2 separate regions of the Homo sapiens genome follow, and region 1 is linked to region 2. Evidence: chromatin loops called from intact Hi-C (ENCODE). Cell type or tissue: heart left ventricle. All regions are shown on one strand.

Region 1 (8,000 bases), 78 kb before region 2:
AATACTCCAGTGTGTAGTCTAAAAGCAAGGACACCCCTATACTATATCAACATATATCCTTCCCCTTTAGTAAATTAGCATAACACTACTATCCAGCTCACTACTATCCACTCAAACTTTGCCAAGTTCCCTAACAATATCATTTTGACCTTTTTGGTCCAGTAAACCATCCAAGAATATACACTGCATATAGCTGTCATGTCTCATCAGACTCCTTCAAGCTTGTTAGCCCTCTCCTACTTCTCCTGTCCTTGGACAGTCTTAAAGAGTATAGGCCCTGCATGCTCTCATAGACCCTCATACATATGACCCTCAACATATGTCTGTCTGATGTTTCCACATGACCAGACTCAGCCCACGCATTCTTGGCATTGCATCAGGAGGCACACTATGACAATGGTGGTCATAGTGTGACCATAGTCATAGTGTGACCACCACACAACTCTGAGTATATGGTAAAGCTGGTAACTGCCACGTTTTCTCTTTAGAAACCCAGGAGGGGATTTTACCAATTGGAGAAAGGATAGGCAGAAGAACAATGAGTGAAAACAAGCATACTCTAAGACTGAGCCTGGGAGAGACTGAAGCAGCAAAGACCCTGAGTCCACTCCCATGTAGCACCTAGGGAGACAGAAGGCAGGAGATCTGTGATGCACAGATTTGAAGTGATCAGATGTGATGTCTCTGACTTCTAGCACGATGTTTTAGGAAAACAGAGAGTTGTATGCTAAGCATCTGAATTCTTGGTCACCACATATTCTAAGGCACCAAGTATATGAAAGAAAAAAATAAGTGTATGAAATCAAGGCTTCTTTAAGCTTGGTCTTTGAGTGTCCTGTTAGTTACTAGCATAAATAAGAGAGAACAGAATAAAGGGCCTGCTTGGTGCGTTAAAGCTATGTAAGGAGGCCGTAACAATGACTAAAATTGAATTTTCTAGCAGACAGGTGGGATGGATGTCCAAAGCATACTGAATTTGATTTAAAAGAAATATGACATTTCTACTAACCTGCTTCATTCTCAACCAATCAGATAAAGGGATTAGAAATGGCAAGCTACAATTACAGTCTAATTAATAATTCTCATTATGAATTGACAGTAATATCACTTATATGTACATGTATAGTTCTTTGAATGTTCTTGGCAGACATGCATAATATATTAATGCACATTTTTTATGTCTCTTGATTAATATCCCAGAATATACTAGACATGCTTTAAAAATCAGGAACAGAAACAAAAAGTACAGAGGAAATTGATAACATAGTTTTTTTAAAGGAGATTCAAATATTCTAGTCTCAAATCTCAGGTTATGGTATAATGAAATTTCTATACATATTGTATGAATATTTATGCATAGGTATTGAAATAGTTGACCTCTAAAGTCCTTGACCATTCTAAGAGTCTATGATTCCTTTTTTATTTTGGGTCCAGAAACTGAGTAGAAAAACAATTCATCTAGTTTGGAATCTATTTCAAGGAAAAGAAACCAGTGTCTAAGAAATACATTAATGCAGGTGATAAAAATAGAAGAAAATTATAAAGTAGTCAGTTGTAAATGTGTAGCTACATGACTGACAATGAGAGATGCTTTAACCTCTAATTTATTTAAAGCAGAAATGGTTACTATGATCCAGCTACAATTTAATTGCAATATTGCTACATGGCCTTGCACTCATTATTATCATTCAGCTATAATTTCTCTCACTCCTGGTTGCAGACACAGTTGGTCTCCCACCCACATCCCTTTGACTGTACCATTTCAACTCAAGCTGGTCTGACTTCTAAATACCAGCTTCTGCATCTCTTTATCCAACATCACCCTGCTATGATCTAAGTCTTTCTTATGTATAAAGGGCATCTGGGAAATCTCTATGTACACTGTCTTGGTTTACATTCACCCAAAACCAAATCCTGAGACAGGATCTGAATGAATTTTGTTTTTGTTTTTGTTTGGGTGGTGAGTGATCCCAGGAAGCATGGTGAGGGAGGATAATGAAACAGAAAAGGAAGAACATATAATACAGGATATATAAAACATTAGTGAGCAGTTAGTTGATGGACAACTGTGGCCAATCCTTTTGGGAATCATTCAAGTGACTATGTACTTAAACAAAGCTCAGAATTGCCTCTTAAGAGGTTAGATACCTACAGTATTCATCTACAAACTCCTGTCCTTCATTTTTTGAAGGTCACTTTGTAAGTTAATTCATCAGCATTTCTGGCCACCTTCCTGTGCTGGAAAAACAATCTGGCCAAAGAACCCAGGCTGACAGACTCAGTTTCTTGAGATAGGAAGCACATGCAGTTAGTTTATAGGGCAACAGTCCACTAGAGCCATTGGTGATCTCTCGTATGGACAAAGGATACTTGACTAAGCATCATTCTCAGCAAACTAACACCAGAATGGAAAACCAAACACCGCATGTTCTCACTCATAAGTGGGAGTTGAACAATGAGAACACATGGAGACAGGGAGGGGAACATCACACAACAGGGTCTGTCGGGGTGTGGGGGGGCTAGGGAAGGGATAGCATTAGGAGAAATACCTAAGGTAGATGACGGGTTGATGGGTGCAACAAACCATCACGGCATGTGTATACCTATGGAAGAAACCTGCGCGTTCTGCACACGTACCCCAGAACTTAAAGTATAATTTAAAAAGAAAAAAATGAGAGTATCTGCTAAGAATATATTACTTCTAATATTAAATTTTAAGATGTATTTATTATGTACCTTACTAATCACAATTTATTTCTCTTCGCAAAGCAACTGAGAAGCTCACCCTGTCTTTGTCTGCAACATCTACAGCTATTGTATAGGGAAAATATTAAGTAAACTTGATTGGGAATTTAAAGGTCCATGCCTATGCTATCCAGGGAAAAAAGTAGAAGAAAATGAGCACCCTATTTTATACAGTAGGTTGGACTACATAGAAATAGAAGCCAATAACTGAAATATTATAATCTGTTAATTACTCAACATGTTTTTATTCTCATGAAATTCAGTTCTCATAAATTGCACATAGGACTGAATGTGAGATTACCTCATGCTGAGGCAAAGAACCTTCAATAAATAAACATCCCTAAGTTTTTGTGCCATCTGGTCTATTTTAATGAGATAAAAGGATATGTTTTGGAAAATAGATTTTAAGGGTTTTTATAACAATTTTACAGTTAAAGCCCTATGATTTAAAATACCATATATTTACAATATTCTGTATATTCTTCCAGTTTCTATTTAAAGTTGTTTTATAATTTAAGCACAGTAAAATTCACCCTTTTTAGTGTATAGTGCTATGAGCTCTGACAAAAACAGTCATATGAACACTACCAGAATCAAATATAAAATATTTCTATCTCCCTCTTTAAACTGTTAAAATTTTCGCAATCACTTTTATTATTAAACACAATCATAGTTAAGACAAGTAAGCCCTTGACCACTTATTCCAGTCCCTCTTCCTCTCCACAAAGAATCACTATTCTGTTTGGGATATTACCTTCATGAGCTTTTTCTGCATGTGTGCAATTATTCTAGTTCCTATCAGTGACTAATATAAATTTATATATACATAAAGAGATTAACACTGAAGCTGTGGATACTTGCTATGTTAAAGATTATGTTTATATGTTTTAACATTATTTTGGACACATTATTTTATGTGACATCTCTATTTTTATCTTTTAAAATATATATACTATGATTGAGGAATTGTATTGATGTTCTAGTGTGGTTATTTCTTTTTATTTTTTCCATTATCATGAGCATTCATTATTATAATAACCTTGTAAGGGGATTTTTAATAAACTCTGAGTAATATACAATATGGAATAGGGATATAATTACTGAAATTAATAATAGGAATATAATTTCACAATTTACAAAACATTTGAAACCACTATATTTAAGTTGGTACAATTACTTTTGCACCAACCTACTATTATTTGTGATTATAAAAGAGATGCTTACTACACTAAAAAGGGCAACAAAAAAGTTACTGAAAAATCACTTTGTGGTAAAGTTTTAAATGTATATAACAATAAGAAAAATGTGTTTCCTCCTTCTTTCTCCAACATAACACTTAAAGGCACCAATATGCTTATTTTATATATATATATATACACACACACACACACACACACAAAATACATATGTGTATAAAAATCTTATTTACAAGCTTAAAATACATATGCTTATATATTTTTGTACATATTTATATATGCTTATTTCCATATAAGTATATTTTGTATTTAATCATAAAGATAAACATATGTACACATTTATTTCTGGTTAGTTTTCTATCAAAACAATGAAATTGTACATATTGCTTTGTTACAAATAAAGCATATATCACAAACTATCTTTACAAGTAAGCACATACTCATATATATCACTATATTTCACATGTGTAAAGCATTCAATTTTATAAATCAACTACTCCCAAAAGCTGATGCTAATAATGAATAAATATTTTTTGCACATTTGACAAATATAAAAAAAAAACTATTGTTTAAATTTGCATTTTAAATGTTTATTTTTATCATGGTTATTAGTCATTACATTTCTTCTCTAAATTGTTGGTTCATTACATTTTGCCTATTTTATTTTCTAGGCTGCTGGTTTTCTTGCATATTTTGTTTTACTGTATCTTTTTTATATAGTGAGAGTATTAAGCCTTTTTCTTTTCAGTTAGGTTTTAAATATTTTTAATTTTCCCTTCTAACTTTGTTAATGGTGTCTTTAACCATATAAATTTAAAAATATTTATAAGATCAACTCTGTCAATCTTATTCTTTATGGTTTCTGAGGTTTATGTTACAGGTAGAAAGGCTTTCCATACAATAATATTTATAGATTCTGTTTTGTTTCAACTTTAAAAAATTTATTTAATATTTTTGAGAATATAAAATACGGACAAAGTTTCTCTTTATTCAAATAGATGGCTAATTATATCAGTCCAATAACTGAAAAATAATGTGACCTGATGGTATAAAATACCTTATTAATGCTACCCTAAATTAATCCTCTATATCTCATTCCATTTTTACAAAATAGTTATATAATGTCTCGTATTAAAATGGCATGATGCTAAAACAAAAATTTAGAGTTGAAACACCTTCAATATTTGTGTTTGTGTCACTTTAAGAAAGTAACTTAGATCATTGAGGGGTGGAGCCACGATGGCTGAATAGGAAGAGCTCCAGTCTACAACTCCCAGCATGAGCAACGCAGAAGACGGGTGATTTCTGCATTTCCATGTGAGGTACCGGGTTCATCTCACTAGGGAGTGCCAGACAGTGGGTGCAGGACAGTGGGTGCAGCGCACTGTGCGCAAGAAGAAGCAGGGTGAAGAACTGCCTCACTTGGGAAGCTCAAGGGGTCAGGGAGTTCCCTTTCCTAGTCAAAGAAAGGGATGACAGATGGCACCTAGAAAATCCAGACACTCCCAGCCTAATACTGCGCTTTTCCGACGGGCTTAAAAAATGGCGCTCCAGGAGATTATATCCCACACATGGCTTGGAGGGTCCTACGCCCACAGAGTCTCACTGATTGCTAGCACAGCAGTCTGAAATCAAATTGCAAGGCAGCAGTGAGGCTGGGGGAGGGGTGCCTGCCATTGCGCAGGCTTGATTAGGTAAACAAAGCAGCCAGGAAGCTCAAACTGGGTGGAGCTCACCACAGCTCAAGGAGGCCTGCCTGCCTCTGTAGGCTCCACATCTGGGGGCAGGGCACAGACAAATAAAAAGACAGCAGTAACCTCTGCAGACTTAAATGTCCCTGTCTGACAGCTTTGAAGAGAGTAGTGGTTTATCCAGCACGCAGCTGGAGATATGAGAACAGGAAGACTGCCTCAAGTGGGTCCCTGACTCCCCAGCAGCCTAACTGGGAGGCACCCCCCAGTAGGGGCAGACTGACACCTCTCAAGGCCGGGTACTCCTCTGAGACAAAACTTCCAGAGGAACGATCAGGCAGTAGCATTTGCAGGTCACCAAAATCCGCTGCTCTACAGCCACCGCTGTTCTGCAGCCACTGCTGCTGACACCCAGGCAAAAAGGGTCTGGAGTGGACCTCTAGCAAACTCCAACAGACCTGCAGCTGAGGGTCCTGTCTGTTAGAAGGAAAACTAACAAACATAAAGGACATCCACAACAAAACCCATCTGTACGTCACCATCATCAAAGACCAAAAGTAGATAAAACCACAAAGATGGGGAAAAAACAGAGCAGAAAAACTGGAAACTCTAAAAAGCAGAGAGCCTCTCCTCCTCCAAAGGAACGCAGCTCCTCACCAGCAATGGAACAAAGCTGCATGGAGAATGACTTTGACGAGTTGAGAGAAGAAGGCTTCAGACAATCAAACTACTCTGAGCTACAGGAGGAAATTCATACCAATGGCAAAGAAGTTAGAAAACTTGAAAAAAAATTAGATGAATGGATAACTAGAATAACCAATGCAGAGAAGGCCTTAAAGGAGCTGATGGAGCTGACAGCCAAGGCCTGAGAACTACGTGAAGAATGCAGAAGCCTCAGGAGCAGATGAGATCAAAGGGAAGAAAGGGTATCAGTGATGGAAGATGAAATGAATGAAATGAAGTGAGAAGGGAAGCTTAGAGAAAAAACAATAAAAAGAAATGAACAAAGCCTCTAAGAAATATGGGACTATGTGAAAAGACCAAATCTACGTCTGATTGGTGTACCTGAAAGTGACGGGGAGAATGGAACCAAGTTGGAAAACACTCTGCAGGATATTATCCAGGAGAACTTCCCCAATCTAGCAAGGCAGGCCAACATTCAGATTCAGGAAATACAGAGAACGCCACAAAGATACTCCTCGAGAAAAGCAACTCCAAGAAACATAATTGTCAGATTCACCAAAGTTGAAATGAAGGAAAAAATGTTAAGGGCAGCCAGAGAGAAAAGTCGAGTTACCCACAAAGGGAAGCCCATCACACTAACAGTGGATCTCTCAGCAGAAACTCTACAAGCCAGAAGAGAGTGGGGGCCAACATTCAACATTCTTAAAGAATTTTCAACCCAGAATTTCATATCCAGCCAAACTAACCTTCATAAGTGAAGGAGAAATAAAATACTTTACAGACAAGCAAATGCTGAGAGATTTTGTCACCACCAGGCCTACCCTAAAAGAGCTCCTGAAGGAAGCACTAAACATGGAAAGGAACAACCGGTACCAGCCACGCCAAAAACATGCCAAAATGTAAAGACCATCAAGGCTAGGAAGAAACTGCATCAACTAACGAGCAAAATAACCAGCTAACATCATAATGACAGGATCAAATTCACACATAACAATATTGACTTTAAATGTAAATGGACTAAATGCTCCAATTAAAAGACACAGAATGGCAAATTGGATAAAGAGTCAAGACCCATCAGTGTGCTATATTCAGGAAACCCATCTCATGTGCAGAGACACACATAGGCTCAAAATAAAGGGATGGAGGAAGATCTACCAAGCAAATGGAAAACAAAAAAAGGCAGGGGTTGCAATCCTAGTCTCCGATAAAACAGACTTTAAACCAACAAAGATCAAAAGAGACAAAGAAGGCCATTACATAATGGTAAAGGGATCAATTCAACAAGAAGAGCTAACTATCCTAAATATATATGCACCCAATACAGGACCACCCAGATTCATAAAGCAAGTCCTGAGTGACCTACAAAGAGACTTAGACTCCCACACAATAATAATGGGAGACTTTAACACCCCACTGTCAACATTAGACAGATCAACGAGACACAAAGTTAACAAGGATACCCAGGAATTGAACTCAGCTCTGCACCAAGCGGACCTAATAGACATCTACAGACCTCTCCACCCCAAATCAACAGAATATACATTCTTGTCAGCACCACACCACACCTATTCCAAAATTGACCACATAGTTGGAAGTAAAGCACTCCTCAGCAAATGCAAAAGAACAGAAATTATAACAAACTGTCTCTCAGACCACAGTGCAATCAAACTAGAACTCAGGATTA
Region 2 (8,000 bases):
TCCCACAATTCCCATGTGTTGTGGGAGAAAACCAGTTGAGGGTGATTGAATTATGGGGGCGGGTCTTTCCTGCACTGTTCTCATGATAGTGAATGAGTCTCACAAGATCTAATGGTGTTAAAAATGAGAGTTTCCCTTCACAAGCTCTCTTTGCCTGTCGCCATCCATGAAAGATGTGACTTGTTCCTCTCCTTGCCTTCTACCATATTGTGAGGCCTCCCCAGCCACTGGAACTACAAGTCCAATAAACCTCTTTCTTTTGTAAACTGCCCAGTCTTGGGAATGTCTTTATCAGCAGTGTAAAAATGAACTAATAAACCTTTTAACTAGCAATTTCACTTCTAAGAATGAATCTTACATAAGAATGACATATATGTGCCCAAATTAGGATTTTATTGGCATCATTGTTTGAAGTCAGAAACAAATGCTAGAAACATGTATATGCCTATCAATAGAGATCAGCTCACATAAATTATGGAGTAGCCATAAAAGAGAATATTCTGTAGCTATTATGAAGATCAATGTAGATATACTAGCTTATTAGGTTTTAGGTAGTTAAAAAAAAGCACTGTATTTTTCATAGTAGTGACAGAAGTAGACTATTTTCCAAGTTGCCCTGGCAGGCAGGTATGGTGATGTATAGAGGCCAGTGGAATGTGGACAGAAATAGTGTGTGGCCATCTGAGCCTACCCCACAAAAACTTCTCAAATTCCACTTCTGTGTTCTTTCCCCCTGTTTAATGAAAAGAAACATAGCTAGCTTGGATGCTGTTATGTTCAAGATGTAAAGCTTCTAAAAGAAAAAGCCCAGGCCCAGAGCCTTGAATATCCACTTGCAGAAAAGCCTGCTGCTGATCATATGAGCAAAGAATAAGCGTTTAATCAGCTAAGCCCCTGTGATTTTGAGGTTTATCTGTTGCAGCAGCTAGCATTACCCTAACTAATATAGTATACTCCTTTAAGGAATATCCAACACATTCCTTCCATATATTATATTCCATATATTCAATATATATGGAATTATATATATGATATATATTATATATCCAATTATATTCAATATATTCCATATATTAAGGGGTAAAATTATAGAGCATCACAAGTAGTTTGTTCACATTTGCTCACAAAGTATACACAATTTTCTTACGTATAAATTACTTATTGAGAGTTTAACATTGGATAAAATTGGCTTTGGCTCTATGTTCCTGACTTTACACTGCACTTTCCCATCACAGGAACGAGCCCATGGCTTTTGGGTCACTTTCAACTCATGAGAACAGTCTTTTCTTTTAATAATTATGATTCATTTTCAGATACTAAAAAAAATCAATCCCATTCTAAATCCTCCAAGTTATGTCTACGGCAACATTTCCCCATCCCCCAGCCCAGGCGTGGGTGATGGCTTGGGAGACATGCAATGGTGATGGAAGGGTGAGTCTCTTTTCATTTTCAGATACTAAAAAAAAATCAATCCCATTCTAACTCCTCCAAATCACATCTACTGCAACATTTCCCCATCCCCCACCCCAGGTGTGGGTGATGGCTTAGAGACATACAATGGGGCTTAGAAGAGTAAGTCTCTTTTCTGCTTCTACTTTGCTCTATCAGATCTCCTCCTCTTCCACTCTCACCCTGCTGCTTTAGGGTCTCCTCCACTGTCAGAGGTGGGATTGGAAGAAAAGAGGCTAAAATCTCATGTAGTTGATGCAATCTATCCATACCAACTGTCAGTATAGCAGGTAGCCAAGTGCTAGAAGTAAACTGGGATGAATTGCGGTTCTTCTAAGTAAACCTTCCCATTACATCACCCCTGACGTGAGCCTTGCTTCCTCCAGTTGCCTCTTGTGAAACACTCTCACTTGCTGCCCCACTGATGTGTCCCCAAACATCCCATTACTAGAATCCTCTTATCACCATGCCCAGCTGATTTTGGGGGAAAAGTTCACTGATACACTTCAAGCCAAGTTACCTTCTATAGGGTCCCCTGTAGTGTCACATATCTTCCCACACCAAGTGGCAGTAGTGTGGCCTTGTTTTACAGCTTCTCTCTCTCCTTAATCTGCCTTTGGGATGCTCCAGGCAGGAATCAAGCTTTTGGGTCCGTGTGTGTGTCCTTCCTGTCTTCAGGGGATAAATGGTGATTTGCCATATAAACTTTCTTATCAAACTTAAGCCTGGTCCCATGGCAGAACCAGGTCCTATCTAGGAAACATCCAGCAGGGGAGTGAGATACTGATCTCCCCTTCTTGCAGACTCCCCCCAGTAAGTGTGAGAGGTCTTCTCAAAATAACACGAGTAGGCTTGGGTAGAGAGGCTTTTTCCCTCCTCACAGGAGGAGGACAAAGAAAAGATGCATCATTCTTTACTAGGCCTAAATCTCTCTACTCTGTATCATATAGACTATCTCCCATCATCTGTCAAAGTCAAGTCTCCTCTTACATACCCTGAAGGTAAGAGTCTGCGTTTGATATTTGATGGACTAGTTGTGCTAATTTTCATAAACCAGCAGAGATAATATTGTGGCATATGTCTTTAGAAGCTAAATACTTCATTTTCAGTTTAAAATCTTTATTAAAAATTCAAAAAACGTAGGAAAAACAATTCAACATCAAAATGTGTGTATGTGTGCCCATGCATGCATATGTGTATAGAAAATAAAATGCTTTGGGGAGTGGAGAGTGGGGTGAATGATACTTATATTTAATCATAAACACTTTTATTCTGCTTAATTCTTTAATGATAAGCAGATGTTAATTTTTCTATTTAAAACTCTTTTTTAAAAAATAAAGGAAATTAGAATTTCACCGAACTACTTCTTACTCTGTTATGAAGAATGTTTTTGGACACTTACATCCAGAGAAATTCAACATTTGGAAAATCATTTCTGTATCCAAGACTACTTAATGGCAGATTTTTTTTCCTCCTAGTTAAGTATGAAACTGTGATAGTGACTGCAAAGTACTAAAACTATCCTATAAAATTGTGGAAAACATCAGAAGAGGCCCTTGAGATTTTGTCCTCCAGAAAATACGACAACTACATTCTCTACCCCTGCAAAATCAGTGCACACAGTTTCTAAAGGTAATTGTTTATTGTTTTCATTCCCTTCTACCAACGGTACCAGGACACAGAATAATAGAATAAGTGGCACTAACAATTGTCAAAAAAGTAACTGCAATTTCTGTATCTGGTGCCAACAAAGAACTCAAACTACACCTTAAGCTGTCATCATTTTTCAACAAGCCATTTAACTGACATTGCCAGCTCAAAAATACCCTGGATTTGATTCAGAAATTTGGAACACAGTATAATTTTCAAATATGATATAAGACTTTTCCATCACCTCCACTAACAGGATAAAATATTTTCTGTTTCTTATATTACTGTATTATTGTAATTTAGCCTAAAACCAAAATATTATATAATTCAAACCATACTATTTGATGAGAATATGCAGAAATATAAATATATCAACTATAATTGAATGTATATATCTATCATACAGAGCTTCATGGCAGAACTTTCACTTCTCAGTATTGGAGAATATAATTAATGGCCAGCAGGCCCTAAGCAGCCTCAAAAATAATTACAAAGATTTATAAATAAGGATAGTCCATGATAAGTTACTTGCACAAGACCCCACAGTTCACCCTCTTGCAAAGAACCAATGTCATTTCTCAGGATGTGTGTGACTTCTCATACTCATTTCTCCAAACTCCAAATTTCTACTGTCATTTTAGATAGTACTGTAGAGCTTATCTCAGAGGTATATATGACTGCACACTGCTCCCTAGTGATGCCATGGTAGCTTTACTAATGTGCAAGCACTTGAAGCCCATATCCTTCTACTTTTTATTTTGCCATCTCAGATCTTTGCACAGTAGAAGGTACAACCAAGATCTCAGTTCACGTCATGGGCTTGTAACCAGTACAGTCTCACAAGAACCTGCGCAGATGGGCCTTATGCTTAGTTTAAAGCTCTGACTCTGCCATCAAGAAATGCTTAGTAATATTTGAACTAAGTAATGCACATTTTTATTTTGTACTGGTCCCATAAATTATGTAGCCAGGCCTGGACACAATGCAAATATCTGGGTATATATACATTTGTGTTTTTATAAAAATAACGCTGATATAAATTCTGAGGCTTTTAGTGGTTACTATCTGTTTGAGCTAATATGGCTGAAGAAACTACTAAGCCGTTACCAGTTGTCCCTGAAGAACCATGAAAAATGAAAATACTCTCCTCTCTTCTATCAATGCTATCAATTTTTCTGTACCAAAAAATAACGTATTAATCTGCTAACAGATTATTATCCAATTTCAGGCAGTTTGATTTTCCAGTATACCATAGTGGATATGCATGTAATTGTATTGGATGATATTAGTCTTCTTTTACTATATGTGATAAATTTTACAGAGGTCTGAGAAAATTAAATGTCTTAGTCATTAAAACTAACAGAATTTTCTTGGTTCAAACTTCTTGGTTTATTAAAGAAAATTATCTTGATCACAAACATTGGGCTCAGATATTTCTCATAATCTTTGGAAATTACTAAATGCCAAAAGTAGTATCACAGCATTGAAAGCTTATGAAAATGAACTATGCCTAAGACATAACCTTTAACACTCTCTACACAGTTCTTACACAGTTCTATACAGTTTTTAAATAATTTACACATAATTTTACAGTTTCCAGTAATGGCAATAAGGTATATTTTACTAATTTTGTGGGTTATAGAGGAAGAAGTGATGAGAAATTTCTATGTGATTAAGGAATTCTATGTATTAATCAGAATGTTCTATTTATAACTGAAGATTCAAATCAACAATTCTGAAAGTTAGATTAAGTTGATAAAACGGCATTATCCTACTGGTGGGTACTACTCAGCAGTTTGATCTCTTTGGTCTGGAACGCAGCCTGGGAATCAGAATATTTTATTTTACTTTTATTTTATTACTATTTTTTGTTTGTTTGTTTGTTTTTTGAGACGGAAGTCGCACTCTATCACCCGGCTAGGGTGCCGTAGTGCGATCTTCGCTCACTGCAACCTTTGCTCCCGGGTTCAAATGATTCTCCTGCCTTAGTCTCCCGAGTAGCTGGAATTACAGTTGTGCACCACGACACCTGGCTAATTTTTGTATTTTTAGTAGAGACAGGGTTTCACCATGTTGGCCAAGCTGGTCTCACTCTCCTGACCTCACATGATCCACCCGCCTCGGCCTCCCAAAGTGCTGGGATTACAGGCATGTGTCACTGTGCCCAGACGAATCAGGATATTTTAAAACCTCATCTGTCTAACTATGGCTAGGAAATTTGCTTTTAGTCCTACGATGAATAAAATAATAAGTGACACTACTGTACATCAGCTAATGGCTGAACTGCTAGAACTAGAACTACTAGCACCGTATAGATGTCTCTGAAATTAACAAATGCTCAACAGTCACACGTATTTCTGGAATATACTAAATTATACATAAAACTAATAACACCCTTGCAAATGTATTTTAATACTTATAATATTTAATTACTAACAATCTGTGGATAAATTTTATAAATATTTTAATGTTATTTTTTTAACACGTTTAGTTGCCCATATGAACTTAAGCTAAAATTATGACAGAATTTGTTCTAAGCAGATAAAGGAAGTTTTGGAAAACTAAAACTTGCTTTGTTGTTATCCTTCACCAGAAGGTTATTTTGTACTGATTTTAAGCAAAGATAAGAGAAACTGGTTATTGCCGTATTCAGCCTAATTCCTTTGACAAAATACCCAGGAACAGAAGCTCATATTTCATTTGTCCCAAATGGCCTTCCGGTTGCTTAAAATACCCTTATTATTCTTGGACTAAGAACATGTTCATTTTTCTCATATTACTCTGAGATTAATTTTGGCAGTACGAAGACCTACTGATTGAAATCTATAAATAAAATAGAATAGGAAATGTATAATAGTCTTAATTTGAATAATATTGCTTTCAAATAAATAACGATGAAATTCAGTTCTGTAGAATTTGAAATATCAGCTTTTATAAATTTTGCCAAACATCTTGTATCTGAAAAATCTCAAGTATTTTAGGGAACCTACTGTTTTACTAACATTGAACGTTCTTACAGAATTGAACATTCTCATGTCTTTACACCCCTATCTAGATTAAAATTTGCTCTGGTAAGTTTGTACTACACTGAAGACGTAAGTCTGCATTTTGCTCTTTGAAAAAGCCAGGCATATTTATAGCTCTCTTCAGTGGAAAGATAGAAACAGTGACAACACTTAAGTTGAAAAAAAAGAAGGAAGGGAGAGACATGGAGGAAGGGAGGGAGAAAAAAGTAAAGAAGATAGTCAATATAAATATAATTTAGTTTCTCAAGACAGCCAAAAAAGTAAACAAATGAATAACTAGTGTCTGACAGAAATGTGAAAGTTCCAGGAACATGGCAAATAAAATCTTGGACAAAGACATGTGCAGCGGAACATTCAGCACCCTACAGTTTGAAGTACACCATGTACTCCAAGACTTTGGAGATCAGGACACTGTTTGTGTCCAACACTTCATAGACATTGGCAGAAAACCCCCAAAAATGTTTTCCTGCACCTGGTGGGTAACTAACTATATCTCTAATGAAAGGGTTTGTATGTTCTGTAATGTGTTAACAGGATAAAAGAACATGTATTTATGAAAATGTGAAGGAAAGATGGAATAATGTAGCCTCTTTATTTTTTGTAACTGACCTAATCTTCTTCCCCCGGGATGGGTGGATGGAATTGAAGTTTGCTTAACAAGATTTTGCAGTCCTCTCCAGTTAAAACTGTTTCTTCCAGACTCTTTTATGTAAAGCCCCAATGGTTTAAACTGTCTTTTCTTTTCCTTGTCATTTCTAAAGAGGGTATGGGATGCTTAGGTAATCTCATGGTGCCAAGAAAGAGAGTCTCATTTCTGCCCTACAAAGGATTCTAAATGGCATGCTCCCTCAAATTTTAATCATTTTCTTATAGCACAGGGGGAAAGAATATTCATTGTTGATTAAAGGAATCATAAGTGGAATATTTCTATTAATTTTTACGTAGAGAGACAAAAAATATCACCTGGGCTCTATCACAAGTCCCCACAGCTCTTGAGTGCCATTCACATAATGGTTGGCTTCAATTCATTCTATGAGTTTAAGATGAGTAGCAGCAGTCAGCATAGCCCTGAAGATGTTTGTATTTCTGCCATGTTGGATTGGGTGCCTAAAGTTAAATTTTTATTTGTATACCAAAGGCAAATCCCACAATCTCAGGGTTGTCACTGTGAAAAATAAGATGCAATTCTCCAGAATAGATCTTTTCAACGTTTTTGAAAACGAGTCTGTTCCCGTATCAAGTCACATGGTTACTAACAAAAGATATACAATGCAGATTCTAATAAATCAGAAAGTCATCACAGCCAGAAAAAGCTTTATCTCAAACTGATTCAAAAGCATATGATTGATAGATAAGAGATAGGAAGTTTTGACAAACTGACTACTTGATGTTCAGTTATAGAGAATTTCCAAATTCCCATAACCTCAAAATGACAATCTTTCATAGGAAGTTTCCACTTAAAGAAATTATTTAGTAAGAATGAACTGGCAAAGATGAAGAACGGAAATGACATGTAATAGGCTGTTAACATAACCCTTGGGTCAGATTAAGATGTAATGCTACAAATAATGCCTTTACAAATGTATTTTACTAACAGGTTTGTTCTCTTAAGGAAAGAGGGGCTGATGATATATTTCACTGAGATTATAAAGATGTTCATTGACTGGTTGAACAAACAAAACTACTATTAATTTAAGCTCTCCTGCTTCAGAAACCAAGATTTTTATATGGCTTAGGTGACAACTTCTGAAAGAAACTGACATTCTTATTAATATTATAGCATGAAATTAAAAGACTTCTGAAATGACATTGAAATCAAAGAGTTTGAAAATAAATTTATAAAAAAGCATCAGGTACATGAAATTTATTTCATAT

Evidence for each region. Peaks named below come from ENCODE experiments on the same cell type or tissue, not always from the same donor. Only the 100,000 strongest peaks of a DNase experiment are listed, where the experiment ranks them.
Region 1: it touches region 2 in a loop (2.1-fold over the local background); 9 of 110 quality-filtered maps call a loop at or near these places.

Annotation. Positions count from the first base shown.
Region 1 is chr5:120,130,195-120,138,194 of GRCh38, reverse strand. No RefSeq gene overlaps it. Among named protein-coding and RNA genes, the nearest start is that of PRR16, 330 kb to the left of the region's middle. In heart left ventricle, no CTCF peak of the experiment used is centred here; no DNase peak of the experiment used is centred here.
Region 2 is chr5:120,051,854-120,059,853 of GRCh38, reverse strand. No RefSeq gene overlaps it. Among named protein-coding and RNA genes, the nearest start is that of PRR16, 410 kb to the left of the region's middle. In heart left ventricle, a CTCF peak has its summit at 3,793; no DNase peak of the experiment used is centred here; H3K27ac peaks cover 4,537 bases.